Linked DNA regions of Mus musculus: regions 2, 3, 4, 5, 6 and 7 are each linked to region 1. The links are chromatin loops, found by intact Hi-C in ENCODE. Cell type or tissue: left cerebral cortex. All regions are shown on one strand. Region 1 holds the start of Gm17750 (predicted gene, 17750). Region 2 has its middle 15 kb from the start of Gm52045. Region 3 holds the start of Mir9-2 (microRNA 9-2). Region 4 overlaps Gm34196 (a long non-coding RNA gene). Region 5 holds the start of Gm41011 (a long non-coding RNA gene). Region 6 holds the start of Tmem161b (transmembrane protein 161B). Region 7 overlaps Gm34196 (a long non-coding RNA gene).

Evidence for each region. Peaks named below come from ENCODE experiments on the same cell type or tissue, not always from the same donor. Only the 100,000 strongest peaks of a DNase experiment are listed, where the experiment ranks them.
Region 2: it touches region 1 in a loop (5-fold over the local background); 3 of 42 quality-filtered maps call a loop at or near these places.
Region 3: it touches region 1 in a loop (6-fold over the local background); 6 of 42 quality-filtered maps call a loop at or near these places.
Region 4: a loop joins it to region 1, with 2.8 times the contacts of the local background. A loop is called at or near these places in 4 of 42 quality-filtered maps.
Region 5: it touches region 1 in a loop (12-fold over the local background); 6 of 42 quality-filtered maps call a loop at or near these places.
Region 6: it touches region 1 in a loop (2.5-fold over the local background); 5 of 42 quality-filtered maps call a loop at or near these places.
Region 7: it touches region 1 in a loop (10-fold over the local background); 6 of 42 quality-filtered maps call a loop at or near these places.

The regions. Positions count from the first base shown.
Region 1 is chr13:84,062,707-84,066,706 of GRCm38, reverse strand. It overlaps Gm17750 (predicted gene, 17750), which reads left to right and starts at 1,933. Exons shown (of 2, transcript NR_131220.1): 1 at 1,933-2,056. In left cerebral cortex, no CTCF peak of the experiment used is centred here; DNase peaks (open chromatin) are centred at 965, 2,028, 2,150, 3,869 and 1 more place; H3K27ac peaks cover 3,448 bases.
Region 2 is chr13:83,866,264-83,870,263 of GRCm38, reverse strand. No RefSeq gene overlaps it. Among named protein-coding and RNA genes, the nearest start is that of Gm52045, 15 kb to the left of the region's middle. In left cerebral cortex, no CTCF peak of the experiment used is centred here; DNase peaks (open chromatin) are centred at 1,129 and 2,266.
Region 3 is chr13:83,737,571-83,741,570 of GRCm38, reverse strand. It overlaps C130071C03Rik (RIKEN cDNA C130071C03 gene), which reads right to left. Exons shown (of 4, transcript NR_152245.1): 4 at 263-3,401. It overlaps Mir9-2 (microRNA 9-2), which reads right to left and starts at 2,757; the gene lies at 2,686-2,757. Gm51268 (predicted gene, 51268) reads left to right here and starts at 2,695; the gene lies at 2,695-2,750. In left cerebral cortex, no CTCF peak of the experiment used is centred here; DNase peaks (open chromatin) are centred at 1,663 and 1,916; H3K4me3 peaks cover 4,000 bases; H3K27ac peaks cover 4,000 bases.
Region 4 is chr13:84,611,071-84,615,070 of GRCm38, reverse strand. All of the region lies in intron 2 of Gm34196 (a long non-coding RNA gene), which reads left to right. Among named protein-coding and RNA genes, the nearest start is that of Gm34246, 62 kb to the left of the region's middle. In left cerebral cortex, a CTCF peak has its summit at 1,733; DNase peaks (open chromatin) are centred at 1,875 and 2,370; H3K27ac peaks cover 1,140 bases.
Region 5 is chr13:84,342,161-84,346,160 of GRCm38, reverse strand. Gm41011 (a long non-coding RNA gene) reads right to left here and starts at 2,268. Exons shown (of 2, transcript XR_873707.3): 1 at 1-2,268. In left cerebral cortex, no CTCF peak of the experiment used is centred here; DNase peaks (open chromatin) are centred at 1,276, 1,827, 2,108, 2,596 and 2 more places; H3K4me3 peaks cover 1,313 bases; H3K27ac peaks cover 2,471 bases.
Region 6 is chr13:84,219,637-84,223,636 of GRCm38, reverse strand. Tmem161b (transmembrane protein 161B) reads right to left here and starts at 1,341. Exons shown (of 12, transcript NM_175187.5): 1 at 1,203-1,341. The coding sequence starts at 1,205. A230107N01Rik (RIKEN cDNA A230107N01 gene) reads left to right here and starts at 1,462. Exons shown (of 2, transcript NR_138587.1): 1 at 1,462-1,499; 2 at 1,747-4,000. In left cerebral cortex, a CTCF peak has its summit at 1,593; DNase peaks (open chromatin) are centred at 903 and 1,386; H3K4me3 peaks cover 2,090 bases; H3K27ac peaks cover 1,309 bases.
Region 7 is chr13:84,746,400-84,750,399 of GRCm38, reverse strand. All of the region lies in intron 2 of Gm34196 (a long non-coding RNA gene), which reads left to right. Among named protein-coding and RNA genes, the nearest start is that of Gm34246, 73 kb to the right of the region's middle. In left cerebral cortex, no CTCF peak of the experiment used is centred here; DNase peaks (open chromatin) are centred at 99, 836 and 1,868; H3K27ac peaks cover 2,018 bases.

The DNA of each region.
Region 1 (4,000 bases):
GGGAAATAAAGAGGGTGGGGCTGAAGTGCAGGGAAGTCTGCACACTTGTTTGGAGGAGAAGAAAAGGAAAAACAGAGATTTCTTGTTCTCTCCTTTATGAGCCGAGTTGCCAGGACTGGCCAGACCACTGAGAGAGACACAGGGCTTTTTAGCGTTCAAAGTATTTTCCCCCTCTTCACAGGGTGAGTGCTACATTACAACATGGGAATTTCAAGCAAGATTCCATAAATGTCTTTCAAACAGTGGCGGCGCATTGTCACTTCTGTATTGCTCCTCCCTTTGTGTGCCAAGGAGGAGATACTCTCAATCACAGCTGACGACGTTATTGTGCGCTTACTAGGTGCCAAGCAGGTGGTGCGCTCCTTACGGAATGCCATTTCACTCTCCAAGATCCCTGGGCATTAGGCGTGGGAGCTGGTGATGCAGCAGTTTAGAAAGGCAAAGAAAGTTGATCAAGTAGCAAGGCTGGGATTTGAACGGGAAGCTTCCAAAAAAATCTTACACTTAACTTTTTTTCCCCATAATTTCCTCTATAAATAGTTCTATTGAGAGTATGGTTTGTTTGGTCTTTTTTTTTTTTTTTTGGTTCTCATTTAAGATTTTAGTGACTCTTCCTTAATAATAGTTCTGCTATTATCTGAATCATTACAATTTTCTGCAATCAAACCATAGGGTTTCTTGGAGACAAGGCCCATGTCTCTCTTACCTTTGCATACCCCTGCAGTTCTGAAAACAAAGGCCGCCCAGAATGGGAGCTAAACAATTATTTGTTGAAATGCACTTTATGTTATATCTATATCTAAATAATGCCCCTAAACAAGTTTACTTCCCCAACATGGGCTTTTCTCTCATTTGCAGCCATTGCCTTCTTGTCTTGTTTTCCAAAGGTTGATTTTGAACCGGAGGGACACTGCAGTCCTCTTGTCACTTAGCGTGATTTGAAAGTGAGAGTCTGTGTAGTGCTTTCGCCTGCCCTCAGCAATCAGGCCTCACACTCACGAGGGAGGCTCTGATTGTAGGAGTTGCCTTATTTGCATTGATGAGGATGAGCCAGCTGCTAGAGCACACAGAACTGCACCTGACACAATCACTGAGTTCAGGATTAGCGAGGGGAATCAGGAATCCACTGAGCTGCACGGCAATCTAAGCCCCACATTAGACTCACTCATGCAAAATGACCCAAATTTGCAATGAGCACAATTAGCAATCCAAAGATGCATGTTAATTTGTGGTCTAATATTTTCTACACTTCCCTAAATTAAAAATAATAAATATACCCTTTTCTTGATGAGTCTGGGCATAAAAACAAATCAGAGGACTAGGGATATGTGGGAAATGTGCAAACCCCAGCAAATGTACATTTTTTTGTGGGTAACTGGTCGCCCTGTCAAAGTTTGTCATTTAATAGCTTTGTAGTGTCATTGTCCCCCTTCGAATCAGTAGGCAGCAATGAGGATAACATAATATATGAGGATAACATAATAAATACAACAATAGCTATAATATATAGGAAAGAAGATCATAAACTTTTAAAAAAGAATTTGAAATTTTATAATAGGTATTGGTGTTTTTTGAGGTTATGTTTGGTTCCTTATGACCATAGATAAAGACAGGTATTTCAGAGTCTTGAAAGTACAAGCAATTGTGCAGGATTTTTTATTAAAAAGATTGTGTAAATCAAAACAAACATGATCAAGCCCTGGGCTGTGGTTTTTGTGTGTTGACAGTCTATAGGTATTGAAATACTCACCTATACTTTAGTGGAGGGGGGGAAACCCCCACATTTTATAAAAATTCAATAAATGAACATTCGAAGCAAAAGCATGCAGTTCAAAAGCTAAACCTCCCATTGGAGAACAGAAAATTTAATGAGCTTTTAATGGAATGCAATGCTCAGAGTAGTAAATTATTTGTTAGTTGACGATGCAATCAGCATGCTGATTAAGGTTGCTTGGATTTTTACTAAACATTAACTGAATGAAAACGGGTAGTCCTTGTTCTGCTTGGGGGCTTTAAGGAAGCAAATGGACTTTCAGAACAGAGATTGTCAATAAAGGTGAGTGCACTCCAGGTGTCATTTGGATATGATGATAAAATACTGGTGATAAATATTTAAAAGCATTTTAAATCCACAATGTTCGCCTAGTGTATTGTGGACTCTGTTTAAAGAAACAGTGGGCCTTGGCAGGCCTAACAACAGTCCTTCTCTCTCTAGAAAGAACTATCTGGACCTGCTTTTGTTGATTGCAAAAGAAAATAGGGGCGGTGTGCTTTGAAAATATAAAGAAGCATGGACTCAGAGACTAGGAACTGCTTGGGAGTTTGGAATGTAAACCTAGAGAGAGAGAGAGAAAGAGAGAGAGAGAGAGAGAGAGAGAGAGAGAGAGAGAGAGAGAGAGAGAGAGAGAGATCAAAACAAAGAAAAATATTCCTGCAGGAAATAAAAGAAAACATGTGCTTGTCTGGCTAGATTGAGATAAAAATTTAATTAAGCAGTTTCAATTTTCAATTTTCTGATATTTAAAAATTATTGCTATTAGAATATTTATAATCTTAAATTTGTGAAACATAGCATTCTGGGGACAGGGACATTGTGAGTCTGGCATTATATTCTGATATATTGGGTCTGGAGGCTTACAAAAGAACAAGAACAAAAACAGAAAAGGAATTGTGGAATTTTTGGCTATTTCTTTAAGAATATTAATATACAATTTGGTAAAAATATATCTTTTACTATATTTTAGTAAGTCTGAATATTATTCATGAATTGTTAGCAGCAAGGTTTTTGTTATCAAATCTGTTTAAATCAGTGGGTTGATTTTTGCGTCTAAAACAAGGGCTTTTTTGTTTGTTTTCTTTCTGCCAATTGAAGAACCGTGGGTTTGTAGGTTAATTTCCTTCAAATAGCTACAAAGTTCTTTTTCTATAAATCCCAATTAGTTTCATCATTGGTGATTCTCTGGCAATGATCAGGTACCTTTAAAATCCGATAAATAACCACCTCTCACTTTTAACTATTCCTGTTTATGACCCAAGAGGTTAAAAGCCTTTGACTGGCATTTGACTTCTGACCTCATATAAATGTTATCTTATCAGTCCCTGCTTGTTAAGTTGTATTGAGTGCTTGTCCCCTGATGGCTTTTAGATAAAGGGTTGTATGTGTGTGTGTGTGTGTGTGTGTGTGTGTGTGTGTGTGTGCTTAAATATATTTCCTATAAGAACTAAACCAACCAGTGACATTGTTCTGTGTGCAGGGCACTCTAGTAGCTGCTAGGAATGTACTCGAAAACACCAATTATATTTTTATTTATTCCCTACATTATTTTAAATTTGGCTTTATGGGTGGGATTTTACCATTAAAATACATATTTATTATAATTAGTGGTAGTAATTCCTAGTGATCATAATCCTTTAGCATGTTTGTCAAGAAGATGCACGCTTCCTATTTTCTCTTCAAAAAGAAAAAAAAAAGGAAAAACAAAAAAATTAGCTTTGCATTTTGTAGCAGCATGAGATGAGTAGAGAGATAATTTATGGAAATCTTGTCTCCACAGACTTCAGAAGTCTGCTTAACAAGAGAGTCATCAGTAAGATATATCAAAAAAAAAAAAAAAAAAAAAAAAAAAAAAAAAAGGGTCCATGAATGGTGCGTTTGCTAACCTTGCTAACCTTTGGGAAAAGGTAACCAGGCTGTCCTTTACCTTCCATCCTGGAAATTAGGGATGTGCTGGGCCTTTGATTTGTTTTGCAACTGTGTGTGTTGTTCACACATTGGAGCGTACATGTGTGTGTGTAGTCATTGTGCATGAATTCAGTGCATTTAAATGCTTGCATTTTAATCTCTCCATACCTCCACGGCACTGAAAGGATTCTACAGGCAGACACTGGTGCCTCAGAAAGGCTGCTTCATTTGCTAATGATCTACAGTATGCTTCTCAAACAAACTATTACATTAATTTCCATGTGGGAAACAGGCAGTGAGGAGGAAAAGAAGGGAGAG
Region 2 (4,000 bases), 200 kb after region 1:
AGTAAAACATCCATAAAGAAATCAAATATCAGAATTCATTTTCAAAAGTTTCATTGACACAATAAAAATTCAAATATGTGTCAGATTTTACACTGTTTCTTCCATGTTCCACATAGATGACATTTGAATTATTCTACCTTTTGTTTATTAAATGTACAAAGTATATTTTCAACCCATTTGAAAACTCTCTTCTGTTTATTAACACATGAGGACTCTTAGCTCTCTCCTGGGTTTACATAATTTCAACTTGCAGTCTTTACTTTAGCCACATAGAAAAGCATTCCAGAAAGAAGAAAGCAGCTGGTCATGTTTCTTCATCCTGGTACTGTGTCAGAACATGTTTTGTTCAATACTAGAAATTAAATCTTGATTCAGTTAAAATATCACTAGCAAGTTGGACTATAAGTGTTTTACTGGACAAACAGTGTCTAAATATTAAAAGACATCCAAATATTGTTTAAATCTATTTAGCCATGAAAATGAACTTTATGGGTTATATATTTAGCAGATGGGCTCATGTGAAACATTCATTTGTAATTTTCTTGTTTTGTAAAACATTATGCAATTGAAGCTTACAGTATGACCAAAATTCACTCTATCCCCATAGAAACACATGGAACAGAAACAGAATTAAGCATCTCAGAGTATTTTACTTCCCCAATGTTGTTTTAATTCGTTCAGAAAAATCAAATGTCTGTCTTTAAATTTATTTATGAAAACTCAACTTCCAGAGTCAAATGAATACATTTTATATAAACACTGAGCGAGGCCTTGATAGATACTTTCCTTTGGAAATGCTAAGGAGCAAAATATAATAATTTGGTGGCAAACATCTGTCTGTTAATCATATAAGATAAATTCATAAGAAATACAGGAAAGATATTTATTTACTGTTACTGCTAAGCCAGTCTTTATTTATCTTGGAAGATTTTTCATCTATGAGTGGAAAACAAACTTTCCTTCAAGAGGTCTGTGAACCGAATAATAAATGTCAGGTCTAAATCCTGTATGAAAATCAGTCCGGTTTAATCCTGGATATTCCTCAGCATGCAAATGAAGACTAGAGGTTTCCCTGGGCCCGCTGTCATACAGGCAGCCAATTTACAGACCCTGGCACAGTGTATGTGTTATGGGCTCAGCTGCCCCTCCCCCTAGCCTAAGACTTGGTCTCAGCTGCCTGCCTTTCACAGAAAACCACAAACCAAGGAAACATATCAGTAATAGCGCCCTGTAAATTAACTTGACATTTGATGCAGAAAAAACCCTAAAAGCTTACAAAAGACATTGAAAACAAAAGCCACTCAGGACTCACACTACATATATTGTGGATTTAAGAGATCTGGAAGGTGGTTATTCTATTGTAACCAACATATACAGCCTTCTTCTTCTTTGTTAAGACAATTCAGTCATTCTTTGTTACAAGCAGACTATCCGTCAAACAAGAAAACAATGTTTTCCACAAAAACTACTTAGAAGTCCAACTAGTATTATAATCATTATTCAATCAGTGACTGAATTTACATTAAAAATTAAAGTTACGCATTCCTACTGTTTAATAAGAAGATAAAATGTGGGTATATGTTTCCTCAAGAAATAGGACATATTAATGCTTCTAACATGTAAATAATGTAAGACTCATTGCAAAATGGTGTGAATATTACTGAATATGGGATATTTACAAATATTGTGTGTCTTAAAATTGTACCATTCAAGGGATTTCATTCTCCTCATGCTTCAAAAACTCCAAATGCTTTCTATAACAAATATAGATATATGCATATACAGAGATATATAGATACATACACATAAACACACATATGCATATATATGTATATATATGTGTGTGTGTGTATATGTGTGTGTGTGTGTGTGTGTGTGTGTGTGTGTGTGTGTGTGTGTGTGTGGTTCAAAGGAGGACTGTTGATAAAATATTAAATGGTTCTTTGACATCAGCTGTGGCATGAGGCTAGAGCAAGGCACAGAACACATTTAAGCCATTAGACATGCAGGAATGTTACCATTATTATGCAGTATTGTGTCTGGCTATGCCTGCCTCTCTCTCTCTCTCTCTCTCTCTCTCTCTCTCTCTCTCTCTCTCTCTCTCTCTCTCTCTCTCTCTCTCCTCCCCCCAATCTCTGTCTCTTTCTCTCTCCTTACCTCCCTCCCTCTTTTTTTTCTTATACCCTCCTCCCAACCTTCTACGACTTTCTCTGTACTCTCCCTCCCTCAGCAGGGCTTGCTATACTGAACATTACAAATTCTGGTCTTAGAGTCTACAAGTACAGAACCACACTAGTGAAAATGCGTAATCTTAGCATCTGTGCTTTTTGATATTCATGGATTTATTTACAAGTCCCTGTGTTCCACTCTTTTCGCCCTTTCTACGGCTTATATTACTGTCATGCCTATATTCTTGTGGGAATTTCAAATAAGAATCAAGATATACTTGGCAAATGTTCTATAATGTTGTGTGCATCTCCATAATTTAGTTGTTTCTTAAACAGGAAAAAATTTAAAAAGGTTTATGGATTTATGGATATATGAAGAGTATTTTGATTGTTTTTTTAATACTTTAACTGCTCAAGGTTTGGCTTGTAACAATGGATGTAATAAAATAAATTTATGTACATATATATGCTTGTGTATATGTAAATACACCTAAAATAAAAAATTTCATAAACCTGGGTCAAATTTACTAATTAAGCTCACTATATTCACATTTGGTAGCATTTAAGATATTTCACAGAAAGGTTCAAAGGTAAAAGTTCAGCATTTTATCCCTCGTCTAGATATAACACTTAAATATTTACAAAGCAAGGAGTAGTCAAGCTCCTGTTACCCTAGCCCTCAGCATACAGACCAGACACATCCCTGCATGCAGCTCATTTAACAGAAGCCCTCTAGAGCACATTACAAGTGCAAGAAGATTTGTTTTCTTTTCTGTTTGATATGAAGAAAATGATTTTGAATAATTTAATTAGCACCATAGCCAGAAATTTCACTTAATTTACAATAATCTTCCTCTAGTAGATATACTCCTCTAACATAAAAGAATTTCACCTTGAAATTATCAATGCATTTGTTTTTTTAGAGATTAATATTCACTACTATAATATAAAATTGAAATCATAGAAGTCCATGTGTATGCTTTACTGTTTATAGCTCCAATTTAATTACTATATGTTAAGCTACCTGGACAGTGAAATGAATTTATGGATATGTTTTGAGACAGTAATATTTTGGAACAGCATAAGAGAAAAAAATGGGATTGTGAGGACATTGCATTCAATGGTCTCAATGCTAATATTCTTGGCAATTCATACTCTAGGGAGAGAAAATGTTAAATATGAGAACATTATGATAAAGGCTTGTTATCGTCCTAAAGTGTAGGGTGTATAAAACACTCACATTTTCACGTGTATAGTTATAACATTTGCTAAGCAGCATAGATTATTAAGAAGATTCATTCCTTTTTTGGAAAAGGAGGGGAGAAATTTACAGACAAGCACTAAGCTATTCTGTTTAACACAACTCTGTCTAGTTGATTGTAAAGTACATCTGTAGTGTTTTTCCAAAGTCCCACACCAACAGCAAATAATTTACAGCTCAAAGTATTTTTTAGCAGATACTCATTTTATTAAGAGTCAATAAGGTAGGTTGTACCGAAAGATATCCATGCATTTGCAATTCATATTGTTGCTGTGTTTCTATTGTGTTCTGAGCTTCCATCATGGCTGGGAGATGGGAAGCTGGCATGCAGTACACAAGCGGAAGACAGAAAGCCCCAAATAAAGACTTAGAGCATTTTCCCTAATTATGTCTAATTATGACCACCTTTCTTACCATGCCCCTACCACACTGGGGCACAGGAGTGGAAAGTGATAGGAAAAGGATTATTATAAGTGCAGATCAGATTCATACTTAGCAACATTAGTGATTATTTTGGTCTAGAGGATGATGTTTCGTGCTGGACTGCCAAGCGCCTCAGTCTACCCATTCA
Region 3 (4,000 bases), 330 kb after region 1:
AACTACTTAACTGATAGTTACACTGCTTTTGACTTCAATGTGCGTGCCTTCGGAATATTTCAAATTTTAAAGAAATATCACCTTATGATAAGGTCACTGTAGAGATTATCTTGGACACCATTAGACTCATGCTTAGATATGGTACCTCCTTCAACACACACAAATAAAACAAAATGTCAGAAGTTTGATGTGTAATAGAAAAAAAGAAAATCTGGGACATGTTGCAGCAGGAGCAGTGGGACAGCAAAAAGTAAAATGAAAATAACATTGAAATGTATTTTTATTGATCGATAAGTTATGTAACATTAGTATGATACAAAGCAAGTTGGATATGACAATGGCAAACACATAATTTTAATATTGTTTATTTTCCTTAGATGTTATAGTTAACATATTTACATAAACGACCCAAGATGTAGGCAAAAACTTCAGTAATGTGACTCCATTGAGAGCTTTGAGTAAACAATAGGTTTCCCCAGCAAACATCTTATTGCCTTAATTGAACCTCCTTGAGAAAGAAAAGCACACACTTTGTAATGTAAATGTTAATTGTAGTAGACAATGGTTCTAGGTAAATAGCACCCCTGGACATGAAGCAAATGAAAGGAATACAGGCACTTAACAATGAAAGCTTGTTTGCACAAACAGTGCTTCCAAGGTAAATAAGCAAGGGTCTTCTCGACTGCCTCTACAGCAGTCAAACTTTGGCACGTGTACAGCGGCCAAACTGAGAAGTTGTGTTATTAAAGTCTCTTGGCTTTTCTAAATGAAACTACCAGTGGCTTTACAGGTTTCTCTGGTGTCAATCTTACAAGAAGTTGAAGCTATAAAGAAAAATGTACTGTCCCTGAAGAAAACTTATGCATTTGGGAGTGTCAGTAATTTAGGCCATATGAAAGAAAAGAAGCAATTTTGGAATTTTTTTTCTCATTGCAATGCTTGTATTTATGTGCAAATGCCTATACAAATGTTTGCCTGATAAAATGTAACAGGATGCAAGGAACTTCAAAAAAGGACTACAGTGGTTTCTCCAAAGCCTCAAAGTTTATGCTGGGACTAGTGACTTTTAGATGAAGAGGGAAGAGGAGGAAGAAAAGGAAGAGGAGGGGGAAAAGGGAAAAAAAAAGCTCATCCGCTAGGACAATTCTAAAACAAAACAAGTTCTCTAACATATTGTGATTGTAATCAACTTTCTACAGACTGATGACTTTATAGCTTTATTTCCAGAATGTAGATTAGCATAAGTAGGCCAAGTTCCTGTGTGTCACACAAGGAAGTAAACAACCCGATGAAGTAAGTCATAATAATGAATGCTATGAGACATGACTTTAAAATATAACACAGCCAAAACAAAAGCCAAAGGTGGTCACAAGGCCCTAACCACATACTGAGGACTTCTCTGAGAAGGGCATGCAGTTCTGGGGCACTCTTGGCACCCTTTCCACTTGTTTTCCTTAAATGGTGAAAATTTCAACCAAAGGAGAAATCCAAATTTAATCATGGCCAGATTAAACAGAGGTTTAAAAATGAACAGAGACAGTACATAGCAGCTACCAACCAGTTGGTGTTGCCATTTGGGAGGCTGCAGATGGCTGTGGGTGGGAAATGCCTTTACTTTCTTAAGCGATGGAGATGAGTATGGTGTGTGTGTGCTTGATGTTTTTTTCATACCCCTACCCCCCAACAGGGCTGTCTGTCATAGGCTGCCGGCCAGGCTTTACCACTTGCCCCCGAGCGTGGGAATCGGAGCGTCCTGCCGTTCACATCTCCTGCTTTCCGTTTAGCGGAATCAATTAGGCAAGACAGACCCTCAGATTCCCCACCCCCTTTCCATTTTTGTCAGGTCTATATACGTCCTAATTATTTCAGTTTGGGATGCCAGAGCTGTTTCCTGGATAGACCTGATCATCCTTAAACAAAAAGAGAGGAGGCGCACACGTGGGTTGTGGCGTAAATGTCACTTTCATTTCCAATGCTAGGCGCAGAGTAAGACAGAACATTTTTTTAACACTTTGACAAGAGGGGAGGCGATCTCGTCTCCATCATGTCTTTCTGCTTCAGTAGCTTCCTCAAGGAAACCCTCTTGGAACAGAGAAGCATCTGTCCTTGTATTTTGAATAGAAGAATAAAAATCAGCCTTTGCCCCCACCCCTTTTCCCTGCTAGCTCTAAGTCTTCGGTAGATATAAATTATTAACCTTCCAGTATAAGCTTTACTGAAAGTCTAACTTCACAGAATTTGATGTACACACCCAAATACATAGAAAGTTTCCAGGCACAAGCTTCAAACTTGGGGGAGGGGCCTCAGATAGGAACAGCCCAAATCTACATAATTATGAAATCATTTTTAAGCGAGGTACCAGACATCACTATAACAGCTTTCTAAGAAAAAAAAAGAAAAAAAAAACCTCATATGTAAACGTTTGCTTCAAAATGAACAATATAGAAAATACATGCATCGTCACCCGTAAAAAACACTACACAATTCTCCTCTCCAGTTGTACAAGCCCCTCAAAGCCTGGCCCCTTTAGATTTCAATATGCGTGTCACTTAATTTTCTTGCATCCCACTTTCAATCATAAGATAAAAAAAGTTAGATTCAATAAGCATTCCTGACCTTTCTGGTTTTTACTGTCTCTTGGTTGCAGTCTTTCTTTCCGGAACGTTCCTCGGTGACCTTGAAGGAGTTTTTACTTTCGGTTATCTAGCTTTATGAAGACCAATACACTCATACAGCTAGATAACCAAAGATAACAACTCGCTTCCCTCACAAGGCTGCCTTCCTCTGGCTGAACTCCAGATCTCGATCCTCTTTGGCTTTAGGGAAGCGTAGTCCTCCGGGGTACTTGCCGCGTTTAAGCTTCTCCTTTCATGTAAACATGACCTGGTTTCTGTCTTAGTGTGTGCGGCTAGAACATCCAAATGAGATCTGTTGCATTCAGAGTTTATTCCAAACTTTTCCCCTTCCAGCAAGTAATCTCCAGTATCGTTAGCCAACAATTCATCTATGAGTATCAGAAATTAAGACCAGAGACTAAGGTGCAGCAAGCTGTTGGGGGTGAGCAGCAGTGTCCTTCTCTTCACAGGCCTCTATTTGCATTGTAAATTGCTTCATTCTCACGGAAGATTCTTTAGCCTTCCTCTACTGAGATGTATAAAGCCATCGGCAGTTTCCAACGCTGGTTAAAGAGGAAGAAGGGGGAAATCCCATTCTATAGAAGTGACAGCTGATTCAAAGATCTGCTCCGGATCATTGGGTTAGGCATCATGATCTTTTTTACCAAGTGCAGGCAGCTTGATTGCACATATCTTGTATGTGAATGTTTTAAGGGAGATCCTCGATTTCTTAGGACTTCTAGGCGGGCAGAGCATGCCCTCTTGCTGGCGTACTGCTGCCCCGGTCTGAAAGAAGGAGAAAAGGGCCATCATTGGAGGGGCTTTCACCGCCAAATTGTGGACCAGCCCGGCAAGGTCAAAGGTTTGAGACTGCGGGAGACCAAGGTAATGATGATGTCATGAGAAATCTCAAGTACATGGTTATTGATATGCATCAGTGGTCACCCAACTGCCCCACGCCTGCTGCCAGGAGTAGCACAGGCGACGGCGGCGGCGACGGCGGCAGCGGTGGCGGCGACGGCAGCAGCAGCTTTGCAGCAGTCCCTATATTCTCAATCAACATTTCATCCACTAGCACTACGGACTGCTCCTTGAAAAGCAACCCGCGGCCTTTTACCTCCTTGGCGCTAGTGTAGATCGCTCTAATATCCAAAGAATGGAGAAAATCTCTCTCTAAGGATAGATAAAAGCATTTCAGGTCTGGGGAACTTCTTTGCCTGCATTTCTCTTCTGGCAGATTGCATAGGCAGGCAGATGGAAGGCACTTTACTATTGCTTAAAGCAGGGCCTCGCTTTCTGGGGCTGGGAATCAGCTCTGTTTTTACGCAGTGAGTCGATGGTTACAATGACAATTTGCTTTGGTGTTATGTTTTTAATGGCTTTAC
Region 4 (4,000 bases), 550 kb before region 1:
ATTTAAAAAGTAAAAAGTAAAAATAAATAAATAAATAAATAAATAATGCTAGGAAAAACATCTTAATGTCTAGTCTATGGTCTTACTCAAAATGAAGAATTATTAAAGTAAGACAAGCTTCTAACAGTGAAAGTATTTGCTCAAACATATAAATATATGTGTGTTTACATAAGTGCTTATATACATACACATGTTCTTACACAGGATATAGAGCACATAGTCTTATAGAATAGTGTTGTATATATACACATAAATGTAGAGTTAGGGGAGAAAATGGAATCAACTTGCTCTCCTGCCAGAAATATTTAAACTTTAGTGGAACCATTGCAAACATTTTGTGGGTTTTTATTTTTCTCACCTCATTTATTTGGCTAAAAATGGGGTGTTACCTAACTCTTTTTAAAAATCTTATTTAGTTAAATATTTATTTAAATATATTATGGATGATTTTCCTTTTGCTATTGATTTACCAAGACATAAAATAAATAAAGATTACATACACATAAAAACAATAACCTCAATAGCTTTTCAAAAAGGAACACAAACTTTGAGTCTAATGGCTTTGAATTATTAAAGCACAGAAAATAATGAACTTTTCTGAAGATATTTACAGAATGTTTTTTAGTATAATCTTTAATTCAGTGTCATGATCATTTAAGAAAAGTGGATAATAGTGGGAGGAAAGCAGAGTTTTGTTTTTGTTTAAGAAAAAAGTAAGATAGAAAGCCAAGCTACGTGTGGTTCCCATGTAGCTACAAATGTGTAATCCCTGAATTTAAGAGGTAGACGTTGGAAGATCCTGTGTTTGAAACTAGCATGCACAACAAAAGTGAGATTTGGTTGATTTTGAAACACTAAATAAAGATCAAGATAAGAAACAGCATTTTGTACAAAGAATATACACTGAAGAAAATATTAAAGGAAGATATAAAGTGGTCAGGGACAGTTTGAGAAGAGGAAAGAGATCACTGTGAGGCAAAGGTAGGAGGAAGGTAGGTGATGAACAGAGAGCATGACATACATACATATACATATATATATATATAAATGTATATACATATATAGTCACAAGTAAACCCATTATATTGTACAATGAATATTCTCCAATTATCAAAAACTATACAATAAACATTATTTAATTACTTTTTAACAAACCTTTACTTCATAATAAATGAGAAAAAGATGTACTTGGGTCCCATGTGCCGTGGATCCTTGATGACCACTGCTGTCCAATGCTGACTTGAGCTCAGAAGCCTAGGACCTAAGACCATAAAAACCTAAGACTATAAAAACCTAAGATCATAGAAAATTTTCCATGCATGTGTTTGTACATATAAACAATGGGTTAATTAATTAAGGTGAAAGGTTCTGTTACAGAATTAAGCTCAGGGAATGAAGAGGAGAGTGGTTCCTGATAGTGTAACAAATTTATACTGGGTTTTCTGTTGAAACTCCATCATAAACATCTGATCTACAGTGGTTCCACTTAATAAAGATTTCTACACAGCTAGCCCCTTGGTTGGTGCTGCCTAATTGCACTTGCATGAGGAAAAAGTATGTTTCTATCTGTTGGGAACCACAACAAAGCACACAATTATTTTATTTTTATTTGTATCTTAGGAATATTTTAAAGAGAATGTTTCTCTTTGTTCAAAGGGATTCACCAGAATGCTCTTATTTTCTAATTTTTATGGCATTAATGTGGCATGCCATTCTTGGCAGGGAACTGTAGGTGTTGCTGCAGCCACATTGCTGGGAAAGCTAGGCTAGGCTGCAATTCTGTGGCTTCTTACAGTTCTATTTTAGCCTTGTCCTCTCCCTCCCACTCAAATTCTGTCCCTTCATGTATTTGGCTATGTCACATCCTCCAGACTTTCACACTAAATATACTCTTAGCAAGGAGGAGCAGAATTTGCTGATGAGTCACTGTCTCCAAAGACTCATTGCTTTGGTGGACAGCTCATAGATGGGAATCATTCCAGCCAGACAGAGGAGTAGAGCGAGCAGGAGTTAGTCCATTGTGTTCTGCAAAAACAGCCGAGGCAGGGCAGAAGTAGGAGGTTTCAGAGCACACTGAGGCATATGCACATATTATACTTAATAAATTTTGGTGAAGGAGAGTGTCCTATTAAGATTATACTTCAAGTTCAGAAATTGTATTCATGGCTTGTGTAGGAGGTCAGGCTCTTTGTTTTCTTTCATGTTGGAGTTGTTATCCTTTGACCAGTTCTCTGAGCATAATTTGTTTCCAGTCCCTTTGTTCTATGAGTGAAAAGGTCAAGGCCTTTTGACATGGCATGAGCATTCAGTGCACCAGGGGAAACTTCACCAGCAGTGCTGGACTTAAAACAACTTCCGAGCAAGCAGAGTCAAACACAGGAAGTGTTGTTCCAACCCCCAGAGGGTACCGGCTTTGTTGATGAGCCAACTTACATCGTGTTGAATTGTTGAATTGCTAAGTGCCGCTGCTATCTTGAATGAACAGATATAGCAATGACTCCAGACCCAGATGAGGAATTTGTAGGCATGAGATAGCAACATCACTCTCCTGAAGTGTCCCCTACAGGAATCTAAATACAGAGTGGCTATTTTCTTAAGTAGGAAAAGTTCCATCTCAGGTCCCCATAGTACAATCCATGCTAAATGATTCTCCAAATGAACAAATACTGCCTTGATGAGACAGTAAATTTAGTGAGAGAAATAATCAACCAGAAATGCAGAAAAAATGTGACTTTTTAATAAACGGTCTAACCAAGGAGTGAATTACACATTCAATTTCGTATACACAAGACCTTTTTACTGTTATTAAGTTAGTTCAGAAAATATTGACCTATTCAAAATGGCATTGGAAACATTTTTATTCACATAGTCTATGTAAATTTTAAGTGTACTATGAATTAAATGTTACTTTACTCATCTGAAATAATGTTCGAACTTTGTCTCACATATTAATTGAGGAAAAAAAAAAGATGAACTGTTTTGTATAAGGTCATTCAGGAAATTTAAAACAGTACCACATTTAATTTCCTAAATCGTTGGCTTTCTGAATCTTTTAAATGAGTGAATTTTAATGTATACTAAAGTACTTCTGAGTCTCAAAAATATGAACATTTCATACAGCCATTCTCCATGTGAAAATAGAGATATTCTGGAACACAAACACACAACAACAACCTTTTTTCTTTACTTCCAGACTTCTTCTTGTTTTTGCTTCATCGATGAGGTCTTACTATATTGCCCTCCTAAACAGCCTAAGACTCACAATGTAGACCAAGTAAGCCTCCAGTTGTCAGAGCTCTGCATGCCTTGTCTGCCAGGTGCTAAGATTAAAAGCATATGTCCTTATGCTAAAACACACCAAACATTTCTATATAATCAAAACCAATGCAAAACAGACAAAATATTAATGCAGTCCAGAGAAGAATCCCAAACAAATAAGTATGCAGAGTGTAGCCCCTTGCTTTCAGATAGTTGGGATACATGGATGGTAGTCCCCACCCTGCTTATTTGTTGGCTGCTTGTTATCTTGAATGTGACTGTCCTCATCTGTAAGTGGATATGATAAGATCTGCCCTCGCTCAGGAATGCTATGGACATCAAATAGAACTATGAACACAAAAGAACCTATAAAGAATTCTGTAAACTGTAAAGTGCAGCCTAGATTCTGTTAGAGATTGTAGTCAAGGGACTATTGTTCACATGAAAGAAAGTGGAAGGAAGCCAAAGAATCAGTAGCTGTCATAAATTGAGTCCTTCATTTATATTACTAGCCTTGATGAAAATCATGAATGTTGTCATCTGAACAGTTTATATTGAGAAATTTAGACAAATTTTCATTATAATTTCAAGAGATTCACTGACCACTTGAAGCTTATATATTTAGAGCGCTCACAATTAAAAACACTTGTTTAAAAAAAAGGAAAATATAAGTAATGTGGAAAGTATGTGAGTCCAAGAGTACACTGGGTATATTGGTGAACTGAGCAAGCTGGTGGTTAGG
Region 5 (4,000 bases), 280 kb before region 1:
ACAGCCTGAAATTTTCGTTAGTGTGGGGTGAACAGGAGCGAGGCGCACGTCTGATGCTGGGACCGTCTGGGACCACCACCACAGAGAATCTCAGCCTAAATCTTCTTTTACGGGTCAAATAACGCATTCTAAGGGGCAGAGCAAACTGCGAAGGTATCTGGTGGTGGGCCTTTATGCAGGAACATAAGCTTTCGCAAACATCGAGGTTTCCTTATGTTGATGGGTACAGTGTGGGTACAGCGTGGGTAGAGCGTGCGCACAACAGACTGTGGAACTGACCCCTCACCTCCCAGGCCGCTGCCCAGCCCAGCTCCGCAGGCGGCAGCCCAGGAGAGGGTTCCCATCGATGGATCAATCCACAGATCCATTCCCCCAAAGTGCTCTTGCCTCACCTAGGACTTTCTCCCGTGACACCATTTAAAGTAGCCTGAAAGTGCTTCTCCATGCCTTTGAGGGAGAGGGAGTCTCAAAGAATGTCGGGAAAAGTAAAATAAAATAACAGTGCCGAAAGGAGATTGACTCTCAGCGAATTTCCTCTGGCCTAAAAAAAAAAAAAAGAGAGAAAAGAAAAAGAAAAAAGAAAAGAAAAAGAATAACTTTATTTATAATCCGCTGCCAGCCTTATTTCAGAGAAGATGAAACAATGAAGGTGCAGTTTGGCCAGACAGTAAGATGAGTTTTCATTTGCCCTTTGTTCAATGGTAGGTACATACCAGTTTCAAAGAACTTCGGGGATCCCTCAGCCTGCAAGGTAATCCAGCTCCTAGCCCGCATAAGCATCTTACAGACAAACAGCCCTCAGCCCTGACACTTGCCCTCAGCCAAACTCAAGTTAGGATCACACCTGTCAGTGGTCCAAGAAACTCTCGCCCCCAGAACACCCCAGCAGCTGGACTAACTTAGTGAAAAGCTAAGCTCCCCTCAGTATGGCAATGAACTTTGCTCGCTGCTGTCGGGAGCTAGCACGCCCGCATCAACAGCTCTCAGGGCCCCGCCAAAGCCTTGAGCAAAAGGATAACATACATATTTTTAAGTGGCTTACAAATAAAAAGAAACTAAAAAGAAAAAAAAAACCCAACAACAAAAATAAAAACATTTATGCTTGCTGAAGAGGATGAAAAGCTGTTTGAAAACCAACCAGAACACAAGTATGTTCCCTTTGTGTGCTACATTAGAGGTGGAAGCACACTAGTACTGCATACCGTAGGCACACCCTCTAAAATGTGTGGGTTCGCAGGACTGTATGATTGTCCACCTACTGCTCAAGCCCAGAAGAAAACTGCTACGGTTACTGTTGTTCTAGTTTCTTATCAGAAAAGATATTCATTTGAACACATTATCTAAATCTGCGTAAGAATGAAGGCTGCTTGTCATGCGTCCTTCGTTTTCAGTAATGTGTGCCACCCAATTAGAAGCAATTTAGGCAATCAAGACCGTAGGAGAGAAGAAGGTGTTAAAAATAGGTTTTCTAAAGCCTCAGAACTCTAATTTGGAAGAAAATCTAAAATTACATATGTAACGTTTCTTTACATAAAATAAATACATAATCTGGGAGTCTCTTGTTCCTTTTTCCCTGGGGTCCCTCTCTCTTTGCCTGCCTGGTTCTTAGGTATTCATAAGAGAAGGGAAGTGTAAAGATCAGAAGAAAAGGGTCTGAGGTTTCTAAAATACCTAAAAGATCTGGGAAGGGCTTGGAACAGTTTTTCCCTGGCTTCTCTCTGTCACTATGTCCCCGGACCTTGGTTTTCTGACCCTATCTGCCCTGGCAGGAAAACCGCGGAGAGGTGTGGGGAGACCTAGGGACCCCCTTTCAGGACTAGAGTTCAGAGCCACGGGTTCCCTAGCTGCTTGGGGAAGGCGGACTGGGGAGGTGTGCTCTACGTGTTGGCAGAAAGTTGAGAAAGAAATCAGCACCTTCTGAGGCTTGGACTGGCAAAAAAGGTGAAGATGTATTGAAAGAAAGGGGAAAACACGAAGGTGCACGTGTCCACACAGAAGGGAGAAGGCAAAACTAAAAGATATAAAAGAAATGATAGCCTCCAGAGGACAAGAGAACATGCGACTTGGAGATGTCACTTGGCACTCATTTTTTTCTGAGGTCTCATAGTCTGAATGTGCTATTATGGGGTGAGAGTGAGAATGGAAGGAACTGGGACCCAATGGAGGATTTAGGCACACTCTTCTTCGAACCATGCCTGCCTACCAAGCACCCAGGCGATTTTTATTTTTCCAGCCGAGCTCTCATAAGAGAGCTAGCTGGTCCAGAATAGGACTAGAGTAAAGTTGGCAGAACTTTAGTCCTTCTCTGAAGGACTTTACTCTTCTCTGAAGGGGTTCAGAGAAGGCCCAGCTGGAGCGAGTGTGGGGTGGTCACTGGGTGAGGGAAAGAGCCAGGGTCCTTTAATCTTTTTGGTCTCAGGATCCAGGTTACAGGAAGTGAATAACACTCAAAGTTAATCTCCCAGAAGTTGAGCCTTGAGGGCCCTGGAAAGAAGTTGTCCAGAGAGTCAGAGCACACCCAGACAGGCAGGCGAGAAGTCCCCTCAAGCAGGGCAGACACCTCCCGGAACAGAAATTCTACAATAACTCCCTTCCAGAAGCCAGTCACACAGACAAAATTTAAAGTCAAACCCACACTTATCCCCTTCTAAGGAGGCGGGGAGGAGTGTAGAAGTGGGGACAGTAACTTGTGCACGCCACTATTGTTTCAAAACAAGAGTCTCCAGAGGAGGTAGCCATGCCTCTGCAGGACAGGTTTGACACCGGGTCTGGGCTTCTTAGAGTGAGCCACAGATGAACTGCCCCCAAGCACAGGCAGATGCCACAGCCTCACTTCAGGCAGCTTTTTGCAGAAGTGTCTCAGATGGCAATCTTAAAAACCCTTTCTAACAGCACCTAATTTATTATCCATTTGTTCTGCTTGTTTGTGTCTGACACATGATTCGAAACCATTTGATTATTAACAAATGCATCAGTTCAAAAAAACATTTTCATTGTCAAATAATTTTCCCTGAAAATAATAAAATTTTTTTCCTGAAAAGTTCTTTTAGAAAGTAAATAGACTATATCTTTTTACAAAGTGAATTAGAAGTAAGGGATATTTAAATATATATATTATTTATGATAATGAAGTGTTCTGATTTAGTAGAGGTAAGCAATTCTAAATATAATTTAATTCCCTTTCTTTGTAACACCCACTATGTTCGTGTGTAAATCAGAATAAATATTACTGATGAGCTACACAACTTTTTATCTTCCAGAGACCCCCAGTTTGTTAATTTAAGTGCTTGAATAAATAGAATCCACACTTTCAAAGTTAGGAAGTTTTAAAAAGTTTACTTCAGTTAATTTTACAATTATATAAAATAATAAGTTGCTAATACTAGAAAGTTAGCAATTTCTTATATTTTTTCTGTGATTAGCACCAATAGTTCTCTATGTGTTAGCTCTCCAGAAGGACTTCCAAATGAATCACTCCATTACACCATCACTCCATGAGTCTATGAACACACAGCACAGACAAGCAAGATGTCAGTGTCTTTACACACGTTACATCTTATATGTAACGGGAATGTTTAAGAACCATTCTACAGTACTCTGAACATTTGCAGAGCCGAAACACAGTAATGGTCACAGCACTCCTACATTTACTCTTTAGATCTCTTAGATACAAGTATAATCACTTTTCTAAACAGCTTGGAAAGCACAAGGTCACTAAAGTGAACATTGGGGAATTCAAATCTGGAATCCCAAGTTCTCTTCTAAATACCTAGTGACCCTGAGAGACACCTTATCCCCATGAGCACTATTTCATCTATGAACAAATTAGAAACCAGATCAGACAAGCTCCACATGCCATCTAGTTCAAACAGTCCATAGGTTTTATATTCTGTGAAGAGTCAGTAGGCCTGCAGCTATTTAGCTGTTTTCAGAGCAAATATCTTAAGCCCCTAATTCAGGCAAGAGGTCCATGCTTAAGGCTTCTCTTCATTGAGATGGG
Region 6 (4,000 bases), 160 kb before region 1:
CTGAAAAAAGGGGCATGGCCAAACTGGGAGTAGTGGCATATGCATTTGATCCCAGCACTTGGGAAGCAGAGGCAGACAGATCTCTGAATCAGAGGGCAGTGTGGTCTACATAAAAAGGCAGCAGCATAGTCAACTAAAGCTTGAACCCAAGATAGAAGTCTCTGCAGATGGTTTGAAATCGTTCATGTGGCTGATTGCCTGTTCAACTTTACCAGAACCCTAGGACCTTGGAAATAGCAACTATCTTTTTTAAATCCTTTTATGTTCCAGGAAGTAGTTGACTGCAGTCACCAGCCCCTACACAACCACCTGCCTTCCTCTCATAGTCCCCCAATAAAGCCAAACTTAGATGTTTCGAAATCCCATTCATTTCATCAATTAACTCCTGAACTGTGTGATCAGTCAGCACCCATTGCTTCTTATCTACAGTTGATTAAGACGTTCTTTGTACAAGTCCCTGAACCTTGTCCTTTCAGACTAAAACAGCAGAGAACTCTGAGAATGACTGGCCTCACGGTAAAACACCCTTCGGTTACTCCTTTCCCTCCAATCTCTCACACCAGGTTCTTTTTATGTTTACGTATCCTTCTCACCTAACCTTTAAGACACTTGCAAATAATATGGCTCAAGCTGTGCTCCCTCCTTCGATAGAGATGTACAATAGGAAATTACAAATTTTTCCTTTCAAGTTAAATCTGTTGGGACTCAACCTGGACATTTTCTTTAAAAGTGACATTGATTTTCAGTTCTGCTCTAGTTGAGTGTTAAGAGAAGCCAATTTTGTCTTAAGTGCCTCGGCGTTGCTTGTCTCCAAGGAGACAGGCAAGCGTGCAAAAAGGCACTGCTGCGTCCTTAAAATCTCAGCCAAAAGCCTGCGGCGGGAAAAGGTGGCAGGGACAACGTGGTGGGTAGAGCAAGGTCATCAGTGGGCCACCTGGCGCCACAGGACACACGCGAGGGCAGACTCCTTAGACTGGGTACTCCGACAGACCCGCCCCTCTCCAACCCCACAGGTCCCTCGGCTGTCTGGAACCCCGGCGGCGGCCGCGCGCACTCTGGGAAGGTTGGGGTCCTGCCAGCGGTTCATCCCAACGCTCCAGCAGGTTCCATTCCCAGCAGGGACATCAACCGGCTCCTTTCACAGACTGACCTCCCTGTCCTTTCCTCCTGAAGGTTGTCACTCTCATCCTCACAAGACTCACCATAACGCCAAGAACAGGTCGTGGGACAGACAGTCTAGAGTCCCCGGGACCGTCCAGAATCTCCCCTTCAGGTTCTGCAAAACGGAGCTCTCGAAACCGCGAAGGGAAAGGTCTTCCGGCTCGGCCGGAAGTCCTGCCCGCATGGGACAGGAAGTTCCTCCCTCTCCGGACCGCCAGCGACCCCACGCCACGCAGAGAGGAGGAGCCGCAAGGCGTTCTCTAAAGCCACTTCCGTGGGTGTGAGGCTAGGGCGGGGGGCGGGGCTGACCTTGAGAACGCAGGGGCGCAGGCGCACAGGTAGGTGGGCGGGGCGGGGCAGGGCGGGGCGGGGCGGCATGCCCGCAGGATTCCTAGGTAGGTGCGGTATTTTTCGCGGGCGCTGGTGGTCGGTTTGTGCTGCTGCAGGGATCAGCTGGGTGGGTGTAGCCCTCGTACTCTGACGGTTTATTGAGGGTAAAGAACCTTCTTGGCTGTATTCATGCTGAGATCATTCAGAAATTGTTTAGCTCAGCCAGCCTCTTTTCTGTCCGCTTTCCTTACGCAGTACCTTGGAATCTCAGTTAAAAATTCATGCTGTCCAAGCACCTTCCTCTCTTAGGTCAATGGAATGTGACCTTTAGAAGTTCTTTGCTCTTCACAGACGCCAGCTCAAGCCAGAGGATATCTACAAAGAGCAGAGGAGCTAAGAAGAAAATTCAGTATGGACATTTCCTACCTACTTAATACCAATATGAACAAAAAGGGCCTTACAACATTCTCATATACATACATACATAAATACACACACATTTATGCTTTATGACACCTCCCTCCTTCCAAATCTGTACCAGTGAACTTGCCTTTATATTGTGATGAGGGTTAACCATAGAGGTAAGTTTGAAATAAGGACACAGAGCATCTTTGGCCCAGAAATTATCACACCGTTTAACGATCCTTATGGAAACATGCTTATCTCACCCTTCTCCGTGAGATACCTTTTACCATAATGTGGTTCTCTTGTGGAGTCAGAACTGGGGAGGAAATTCATCTTCAGCAGTCAAGGTTGCACAAACTTGCAACTATGAAACAGCTATGATGTTCAACCTCTAACTGGCCCAAGGACCCTGGGAAACAATCCTGAGCTACCTAGAGATGTTAGATTGGTGCTGTTTCAAAAGGATACAGAAACAAAGTTTATACATTATGTTAATTTTTAATGGTGGGGGGAGATAGGGTGACAGGTGATAGAGAAATTATAAGAAATGAGAGAAGCTACTCCGAGACCAATAGCCTTGAGGAATAGTTTGTGAAACTGAGAACTTCCCCAAGGGTTCTGTTACTGCTTTATAGAAACAAGCCTGTTAATAGACAGGCCCCAGGGCAACTGCAGTATAGTAAAGAAGGACTCCGGTTGACCGCTCCTGTATCTGGGGGAAGCCATTGCTATCCTTGAGAAAGAAAAGATGGAGGTGGCGAGTGCCTATCAGCCTGTCAGTGACATCACATTCTGTGAAGTCTTGTCTTTCACTTGTGACACAGTGGGTCTTCCATCTGTCCTAAACCTGGCAGCCTTGTTAAGGATCAGAAAACATCTTCTCCTATATGACAGTAGGATAGGAATTATTAGCAGGATAGAATCCATTCCTGCCAGAGGAAAAACAAGAAATCAGTTTTTACTACCTTATTACTTTCAATAGACTGTCAGATTCTATATTCTCTATTTTGTACATGGCGCATTGATTAACAATCCTTGGTTAAAATACTTTAGTTTCACATAGTGTGTATATGTTTACATTTACAACTGTATCAAGTCTTTTTGTCCTATTAAAAAACAATATATTCTACTAATTACCTGTTTTTTTTTATTGACCATTTTCTATTTCTTAAATGTATAGAAGTCTTTGACAAAGATTCAGAGAAAGAATTATGAAAAGGAAAGAGAGGAAATGTGATGATGAAGATGAAAAGATCTTTTTGGCAAATTAGTTATGATCACAGTCTTTGATAAAAGTCATGGCTGCTTACCATGTGGGGTTTGTGATAATTTAAAATGTCCTCTCTACGAACTGATCTCAGATGTGTATAAATATCAACAGAATAGTATTTACATGAGCACTCTGGCCTGAAACTCTTCCAATTTTAAAAATCAATTTTTAAAAGTCTTAAACCGTCTTAACAAAATGTGTTAATAGTTTTACCTCTAAAAAAAATTCAAACACTTTTCTCTTTCCTTTACTGAATATGATATGTTTTATTCTGTGATTTCTATTTCTTGTAAATGGTAATTAGTCTGTAACTATGTGGAAAGTTGGGTTTTGTTTCCTTAGGTAAATTGTACTTAAAATTCTTTATTGGCCATCTTAGAAAAATCATGTACCAGTAACAATGATTTATTGGTCATGTTCTGCCATATATGGTTAGTGGAACATTTTGCAATTGTTCCAAAAAGCCACTAGAGGAAAATGGTTGCCTTTTAAGTAGGATCAGAGGATGGGACCTTTGTGGTGTGCTGAGTGTCCTTGTCAGAGAGAGAAGAACTTGCTTCCTCGTTGTTTATTCTGCACCATGTGAGAACTTAGTCACAACTCATTTGCCAACAACAAAGGGGTCCATTTTCACCCCCACCAGTGATACATATGGGAACTAATTTTGTGGTTTAAATCACTCAGTTTATGGTACTTTTGTTATAGTATCCAAAGTAAAGAATGCAAAATTGTGTTCAGTGTAATTGCTTTGACGTGAATAAAAAGCCCTACACTCACAGAGAAAGATAATTGAAAATGTATCCATTACCATTCAGCATTCATTTTCTAAACTGT
Region 7 (4,000 bases), 680 kb before region 1:
CTTATATTAAACCATGTTGACTTGCAAAACAGTTTCCAAGTCATGTGTTAGAGGCTAATTATTTTTTAAAGTATGACTCTCTGCATACATTTCTATAAATGCTGCCAGCCAGTTCAAAATCTCTCCAGCTTTCCTAAGTTAGTTGATACAGACTACATTTAGTTAGGTGACAAATGTACTACTAATCTAATTTTAACTATATTTAATGCCTTCAAATACGTGTCTTATGATTTTTGTTATACACGCCCTGATTCATTTAATTTCTTTGTTGACTTGTGTTTCCACAAAAAAATAGCAATACTTTTTTAATTGAAACATCTATTTTTTAAATACCTCACTAGATTACACTATTAGACTTCCTTGTTTCTAGCAAGTAGGTATAATGTAAGATAACCAGAATTTCACTTCAAATACATTCTTTTCAATTAAATCTTCTTAAATACATTAATTAAATACATTTCCTATTTTTCCACTTCAAGAAATGTTGCAATTTTAATTTTTACTTTTAGTGGAAAAACTATAGTAAAATAATTCAATTTGGGGAGTAGATTTCCCAATAGCAAGCTTATTGGCACTTTTCACTGCCCTTCTTTGTATGTGAGAATTACTATATTTATTTAGGATGTGCCCTGTGCCCATGCTTCTGTGTGCACAGAAAGATTGGACCTGAATACATTTTCATCTATTATATTTAAGTTTCAGCGATGTCAGAAACTATCTTGGTTTCAGCATTAAATAATAATGAAAATTCCAATCCCTATCAGAACCCTTAATATTGAAATTTAATTCTGCCCTGTTATTGTGTTGTGTAGACTTTGGTGATCAAATTACATACAATACAAAGAAGGTCTGCTAGTCACTTCTGGTAGTTAGCTTAAACTCTTTGTGCTTGCATCATAACAGCTAACATACTATAAATTATTCCAGTCTGAATTAGACCTATATTGAAAAGAAACTTGCTTCCCATTTTACTCAGCTATTTTAAATTGACGCAAACACTGAAGTCAGACTTTCCCTTCCATAGCCACATGAAGCTTATTTTTGCTTATATGACTCATTGATCAAAATGATAAAAAAGTAGGTTTTCTCTATTTTACTAATCTCTTTTAGAAGGCCAACTTGTATGATTATAGTGATGTATATACTTATAAAGTATTATTCTCCTCTTCTAGGGAAACATCACCTTAAAGCCTGCTGTGTATCCAATGTCAAATTAAAAATTGAATAGTTGTTTCAAACTGAATAATAAAAATCATAAATTTCTAACTGCTATTAGCATCTAGTCCACAAATAGTTTCTGTTGGATTAAATATGATTTTTCCCAGTGATATTTGTCAAGTTCATGTTATTAGAGTGTGGGAAGAGCTAATTCTCACTTAATTTGATGGAATACTGTTATAAAGAGACTTTTTTTGCTAAATTAGATAAACATTGTTTTTTTTTTTGTTTTTGTTTTTGTTTTTCTGGGGTTTTTTTTTGTTTAGTTTTTTTTTACTTGACGTCAATATTTTACTCATCTCTTTTCAACATTTCTATCTCATAAGAGTGTTTGCTTATTTGTGGTAGTGGCAGTGGAGAAAATCTTGATGATAAGTTTCAATTGTCGTTTCTGAAGTTGATGGATGTACATTAAGCTTTCTTCATGTGAAGGTTATCTTTCCAGACTGGCCTTGTCTCTTTATTCTACTCTTTGAAAATATAAGTAAATTTAGTTTCTAGGAAAGAACACCTAATATTCTATTTCACTTAGATTTAAAGATTGTTTTGCTTTCTCTTTGGAGTCTTCAGATGAAAATGTTTGGATGAGCAGCTGGAGTCTCTCAGAGATTCACTGGGATAGAAATAAGCGCCCAGCAGAACTCTTACAGTTTCATCACAACTGCGGAGGATTCTGTGAATACAAGCAGAAGGTTCTCTTTTGACATTATAAGACCCACTTCATGATCAAAATATATTTATAAAGTACACATTGATTTTCTCATTTAGCACAGGTAAATTGGAAACATCTATTACAGCAATTCTGAGGTGTAGCCCTTTGCTTAAAGGGAACATTTGAGTAGTTAAATAGTCTTTAACCCTGTATGCTACAGTCCTAGGTCCCAGTGAGGAATCTAAGAGTAAAGCTAGTCACCAGCACATTTTTTTCTGTCTCTTGTTACAAATTAATGAGTTTTTAAAGAGTCACCATTGTGAGTTTGTGTGTTTTATCTAGTTTCATCCCTTCTCCTTATTTTATTGTTCAAAAAAGTTGTGAAAATCTTTTGAAATTGTTTTCAAAGCCAGTTTGCTAGCAATTCAATATTTCTACTTTGTAACATTGTGTAGTTTTGAAATCTAGGGCTGGAATATCTGAGTTCACCAAACTTTACATGTCTCCTCAAATCAGTTTTCCTCTGTTGGATAAAGATTTTATGTCTACAAAAAAGTTCAAAAAGAATGGTGGTAGCTTCGGGAGACGGCTATCAAAAGAGACATTCAAAGCTGTTTTGAGCAATGGTAACATCTTTTAAGTGGTGATGTACAGTAGATGACCATTGGAAGTATTTGATTTTGATGATTGATGGGTTATTACTCACACCCATACTCACAGCTCTGTTGTCACATGATGAACTTTCTTTCTAAGACCATACACTCCATCTTTTGAAGTTCTGCATGGATCAAAACTTGAATTCTCATAGCAAATTGACACACTCCCCTTGGGTTTGGGCCCAGTGAAAAACAAATTCTCTTTGTTTATATTAACAAACAAAGTTTCTGATCAAGATTATCATGCTGAATAGTAGTTAATATTCTTCAGATGACAGTAAATCTAAACACATAAATTATATTGTTAATTATGTTATCTCAAAGTTATTGAAATTGGGTCTATAGCATAGAGGTTTACACTATAAAAATAGGAAATATAATATATATATATATATATATATATATATATTCATATTCAAAGCCTTTTAAAAGAATAAACTACATGACCTGGAGGCATAGCTCAATGGGAATATGCTTACCTATCATGGACAAAGTCCAGATTCTGACCTCCTATACCGCAATAAGTAAATAAGCAACAGACAAAAATAATGTTCATACTAGTGTTATCTTGGTCAGCAAATTATATTTTAAAATATATAAATAAGATCAGTTAACAGTTAGTTAGTTTGTTTGTTTGGTTTTGGTTTTGGTTTTTTCAAGACAGGGTTTCTCTGTGTAGCCCTGGCTGTCCTGGAACTCACTCTGTCGACCAGGCTGGCCTCGAACTCAGAAATACGCTTGCCTCTGCCTCCAGAGTGCTGGGATTAAAGGCGTGCACCACCACTGCTTGGCTACCAGTTAGTTTTAATGATAGTTTATATAAGTATTTTTTTCTGAAATTGGGTAACATTTATAATAGAGTGGAAATATGAACTTTTCAAAACTTGTTTTCCTCAATCTTTCTAATGAATTTGCCTATTATTAATAAAGACCAAATGTTTATGTAATGTATTTTTCTTCCTGAAACGCTGTTACTGTTTGCTGGGTGTAAGCTATCACAGTGAAATAGATTCTTGATACATTTGATATGTATATTTTCTATCTAGACCAGGCAATGGAAGCTTGGGGACTTGGGAATCTTGGTACAAAACCTGGTGAGTGAGTCTGATCTTCGTGATCTTACTGTAGGAGCAAAATAAAAGTGGACACATTTCTCTGAACAGTGATGGTGTTTTACAGCATTAACCTCAGTGCAATTTCTTGCCATTCCTAACCATCAAAAGACGCCCGAAGTGAAACTATAAACACCATGACCATGAGTGAGGCTGTGCTGAGCACATGCCAGGAACGTCATGGCTTTCGGGTTGATGGATGGATGCACTGTCTTTTGTGTGGCAGCTGATTTTTCGCTTATGTATTACATTGTTTTACTGAAGGCTTTTAAGATCAACTATGGGTTCCCACTAAAGCACTGTGTTTCTCTAACAGGAAAAGTCAAATTTTGCTGCTCTGGAACTTTTGTTTGTTATTGTTC